Linked DNA regions of Homo sapiens: region 1 is linked to region 2. Evidence: chromatin loops called from intact Hi-C (ENCODE). Cell type or tissue: CD4-positive, alpha-beta T cell. All regions are shown on one strand. Region 1 has its middle 39 kb from the start of KDM2B. Region 2 overlaps TMEM120B (transmembrane protein 120B).

Region 1 (2,500 bases), 150 kb after region 2:
GATGTGGTGGCGTGAGCCTGTACTCCCAGCTTCTTGGAATGAAGCTGCGGTGATCACACCACTGTCCTCCAACCTAGGCAATAAAGCGAGATCCTGTCTCAAAGAAAAAACAACTAAATAAATAAATGAATCATGGGCCAGGTGTGGTGGCTCATGCTTATAATTCCAACACTTTGGGAGGCCGAGGCGGTAGATCACTTAAGGTCAGGAGTTTGAGACCAGCCTGGCCAACATGGCGAAACTCCGTCTCCATTAAAAATACAAAAATTAGGCCGGGCACGGTGACTCACGCCTGTAATTCCAGCCCTTTCGGAGGCTGAGGCAGGTGGATCACCTGAGGTCAGGAGTTCAAGACCAGCCTGGTCAACATGGTAAAAGCCCATCTCTTCTAAAAATACAAAAATTAGCCGGGCTTGGTGGTGCATGCCTATAATCCCAGCTACTTGGGAGGCTGAGGCAGAAGAAGTGCTTGAACCCGGCAGGCAGAGGTTGGAGTGAGCAGAGATCACGCCACTGCACTGTAGCCTGGGCGACAGAGTAAGACCCTGTGTCAAAATAAGAAAAAATTAGCCGGGCGCGGTGGCTCACACCTGTAATCCCAGCACTTTAGGAGTCCAAGGCGGGCAGATCACGAGGTCTGGAGTTTGAGACCAGTCTGGCCAACATGGTGAAACCCCGTCTCTACTAAAAATACAAAAATTAGTCGAGCGTGGGGGCACACACCTGTAGTCCCAGCTACTTGGGAGGCTGAGGCAGGAAAATTGCTTGAACCCGGGAGGCAGAGGTTGCAATGAGCCGAGATCACACCACTGCACTCCAGCCTGGGTGACAGAGCTAGACTCCATCTCAAAAAAGAAAAAATTAGTTGGGTGTGGTGGCCAGGCCTGTAATCCCAGCTACTCCGGAGGCTGAGGCAGAAGAATTGCTTGAATCCAGGAGGCGAAAGTTGCAGTGAGCCGAGATCCTGCCACTGAACTCCAGCCTGGGCGACAGAGGGAGACTCAGTCTCTCAAAATCAATCAATCAATCAATCACGTCGCTATCACCCCAGGGCCTCCCACTGGCTACTGCCAATGGAAACAGGTTCAATGAACAAAACAATGCAATGTCCTTGGTTCCCAGAAACCCCCAGTTCAGGACTAGGAACACACAACATTTAGCAGCTAAGAGGGCCTGAGGTCTGGAGGGGGAAGAGGCCGGAAGCTGGGAGGAGAGATTTGCTGATTTTAGAGGAACAAAAGGATCTGGGAGTGGTGACTCAGAGGGGGCTTTGGGGTGGTGAGGGTTTCCTTTCCCCAGCTACTATGTCACGCTCCTCACCCCTCTCCTAATATTCTGTGTGGTTTGAATTTCCCCATCTGCACAGATCACAAGTAATAAAAACTTGGGTGGGGTGTCTGGACCATCCCTGCCTCCTGCCCCAGGATCCTAGAGGGGTCCATGGTTACTAACTTTTCCCCACAGTTTTTTTTTTTTTTTTGGTGGTGGGGAGACAGGGGTCTCATTGTGTTACCCAGGCTGCATTCGGACTCCTGGGCTCCACAGGCATGCACCACCAAGCCCGGCTAGAACAATGTTTTCATACCCCTGGCGATGGGAAGCTCACTCCTTCTAGAAGCTGAGCATGTCTGATTGGTTGTCTGATACTTCAAAAGTTGTCCTTGTATGGAGCTGGGGGCAGCTTCCCTGTCAGTCCTTCCTTGTGTCCTGACTCAGAATGCATGAAATCCCTCTGCCAGCCAGCCCTGGTGCCAGCTCCACAAGACATCTGGGAGGCAGCTTTTGTGAGTGATCTTGAAGGTTTTCATGGTCAAAGAATTGGGGTGAAGGAGGCTGGAAACCAAGTGAGACACTGTCAGGGGGCTGGTTACAAAATGCAGAATGGGGTCGGGTTGGTGAGCCCTGGTGTTGGTCTCAGAATGGTTCTCTGACTCTGGAGCTTAGACTATGCCAGGGGAGTGTGAACTCTGTCTCCTTGCTCTCCAGTTTCTGGGCTTATAGTGCTCATTCTTCCTCCCTCCACTCCTACCCCCTCACTGGTCAGAAGTCTTTGTTGGGTCTGAGTTTGTGCCCATGCCTTTAAAAGTGAGAACTTTTTCTGGCCTGGATAAGAAATCTTTGCTGACGACGCGGTGACTCATGCCTGTAATCCCAGCATTTTGGGAGGCTGAGGTGGACGGATCACCTGAGGTCAGGAGTTCGAGACCAGCCTGGCCAGCATGGTGAAACTGCATCTCTACTAAAAATACAAAAATTATCCGGGCATGGTGGCACATGCCTGTAATCCCAGCTATTCAAGAGGCTGAGGCACAAGAATCACTTGAACCCAAGAGGCGGAGGTTGCAGTGAGCTGAGATCACACCATTACACTCCAGCCTGGGCCATAGAGTAAGACTCTATTTAAAAAAAAAAAAAAAGAAAAAAAGAAATCTTTGCCAACCACAAGGTCACGAAGATATTCACCTGTGTTTTCTTTTAAAAGTTTTAGGCCAGGCATGGT
Region 2 (2,500 bases):
AGACAGGAGATACCCACAAACTCCAGGGGGACTCACATGGCCACAGAAGAGGAAGGGCAGGAGAAAGGTGAGGCCCCGCCACATCCAGGACTGGAACCCTTCTGTGGAGAGGAGGGAAGAAAAAGGACCCGCTGAGGGGGTCCGCTGCCCCCACAGCTCCACCAGACGCCCACCCCCAGCCACACCAGTCACCCTAAGATGAGCCAGGGACAGTCACACATGCGGGGGGTCAGCCCTCACCTGTCATAGCTGGGTGGGCATTCACTATGACAATAGCAACCCTGTCACCTGGCCTGACTGCTCTCTCTCTTCAAGCCACCAAGAGCCAGGTGACAACACACAGACACTGGGCGCTATGTTGTTACTAATTTCTTTAATCTGCACAGGGTTTTGCATTTTATAATGAATTTTCACATGCATTAGTTCTATCGAGTCTTGAGACAGGAGGACCTACTTAGGAGAGTAATTTGATGGAAATGACTATGTCAAAAGACAGCAGAGTTGGCCAGGTGCAGTGGCCCACGCCTATAATCCCAGCACGTTGGGAGGCCAAGGTGGGCAGATCACTTGAGGCCAGCAGTTTGAGACCAGCCTGGCCAACAAGGTGAAACCCCATTTCTACTAAAAATACAAAAATTAGCCGGGCGTGGTGGCACATGCCTGTAATCCCAGCTACTCAGGAGGCTGAGGCGGGAGAATCACTTGAACCCGGGAGGCGGAGGTTGCAGTGAATAGAGATCGTGCCACTGCAATGCAGCCTGGGCAAGAGTGAGACTCCGTCTCAAAAAAAAAAAAAAAAAAAAAAAAGATAGCAGAGTTGTATTAAAAACAGTTTCCCCTGAAATTCTCAATGAGGTGTCTCCTCACTTTTCTGGCTGGCACTCCTATGGCTTCAGAGTGAGGCATGTCTCCCCCGTGTACATGCATTTATATACTTATACGTGTTGGTATGTAGACATGTTACACACAAATGGCTAATTTGTGTGTGTGTATTCTAGAACACACACAAAAAAATAGACACTTCCAGAGGCTGAGACAGAGGCCCTGCCCTCGGGGCCTGGTATGCAGCTGGCCTGGCACTTGGCAGCTGAAACAGAATCCAGGATGAATTCTGGAAGGCGCTTCGGATAAAGGGCAGCGGCCTGGCTCCGCTGTATGGGAGGTGCTCGCAGGGCTGCACTCCCGGTGTGGGGAGCTGGCAGGTCCAGTACCTGCCCCGGCTCCAACCCAGGCCCAGCTACTCACCCACTGTGAGATCCAGGTGGTTCCTCTCCCCCAGGGCCCGCAGCCGGTAGAGGCAGCCCCTCTGGTAATAATATTGCAGGAACTGGACGCAGCCTGCAGGGGGAGCACAGCACCTGGGCTCAGGGCCTGGTGTCCCCGGAAGACAGGGCCACACCTCTCTGCCCCAAGCACAGGCTGATGGGTCTTTACTGGGCAGAAGCAGAAAGGGTGCCCTGGTTACAACCCTCTCCCACGCCCACACACCACAAACAGACACACACACTCTGGTCTGAACCTGCTTTAGCCCTTATCCAGAACACAGAGAGAACACAGGTATGTGAGGACCCATCTAAGCCCCAACTAGATTTGAAACTTCTGGAATTTTCCATGCAGTAGACACTCAATAGATGCTTGCTGGAATGCAAGCTATGCCAGTGCTATGTTGGGAGCTCTGTGCAATGCTAAGACACAAGACAGAGTTCCATCCAATGGGATACTTCGTTGTTGCTAAAAATGAGGTGGTAATGACATGAAAAATAGCCATGATAAACTGTTAAAAATTCAAAAGGCAGGTTATAATAGTAAAGCTCTATGTACAGAAAGGTCCCATACTTGTAAAAGATACATAATGTAATACACACATGTATATACCTATTTATGAATAAAAACTTTTGAGAGGACATAGATCTTAACTAACGTCACCTCTAGGGTGGGCTGATATACAATTTCCATTCTTGGCTTTATACATTTGTATTTGTTTGCAAGCAGGTTTTAACTTAAAATGTAGGTTGTAGTATCTGAAAAGTCAATACAGCCAGGCGTGATGGCTCATGCCTGTAATCCCAACACTTTGGGAAGCCAAGGCAGGCAGATCCCTTGAGGCCAGGAGTTCAAGACCAGCCTGGCCAACTGGTGAAATCTCATCTCTACCAAAATACAAAAAGTAACCAGGCATGGTGGCAGGCACCTGTAATCCCAGCTACTTGGCAGGAGAATCGCTTGAACCGGGAGGTGGAGGTTGCAGTGAGCCGAGATCACAACACCGCACTCCAGCCTGGGTGACAGACAGAAACTCCATCTCAAAAAAAAAAAAAAAGAAAGAAACGGTACGGCGTGGTGGCTCATGCCTGTAATCCCAACACTTTGGGTGGCAGAGGTGGGTGGACCACCTGAGGTCAGGAGTTCCAGACCACCCTGACCAACATGGTGAAATCTCATCTTTATTAAAAATAAAAAAAATTAGCTGGGCGTGGTGGTGCGCACCTGTAGTCCCAGC

Evidence for each region. A loop is a pair of places that touch in the nucleus more often than their neighbours do. Peaks named below come from ENCODE experiments on the same cell type or tissue, not always from the same donor. Only the 100,000 strongest peaks of a DNase experiment are listed, where the experiment ranks them.
Region 1: it touches region 2 in a loop (27-fold over the local background); 3 of 110 quality-filtered maps call a loop at or near these places.

Annotation. Positions count from the first base shown.
Region 1 is chr12:121,619,240-121,621,739 of GRCh38, reverse strand. No RefSeq gene overlaps it. Among named protein-coding and RNA genes, the nearest start is that of KDM2B, 39 kb to the right of the region's middle. RefSeq lists an enhancer at 1,082-1,376. In CD4-positive, alpha-beta T cell, no CTCF peak of the experiment used is centred here; a DNase peak (open chromatin) is centred at 1,267.
Region 2 is chr12:121,772,259-121,774,758 of GRCh38, reverse strand. It overlaps TMEM120B (transmembrane protein 120B), which reads right to left. Exons shown (of 12, transcript NM_001080825.2): 9 at 1,246-1,338; 10 at 37-101. Among named protein-coding and RNA genes, the nearest start is that of RHOF, 20 kb to the left of the region's middle. RefSeq lists a silencer at 1,428-1,477. In CD4-positive, alpha-beta T cell, CTCF peaks have their summits at 1,141 and 1,341 (motif pointing right); a DNase peak (open chromatin) is centred at 1,358.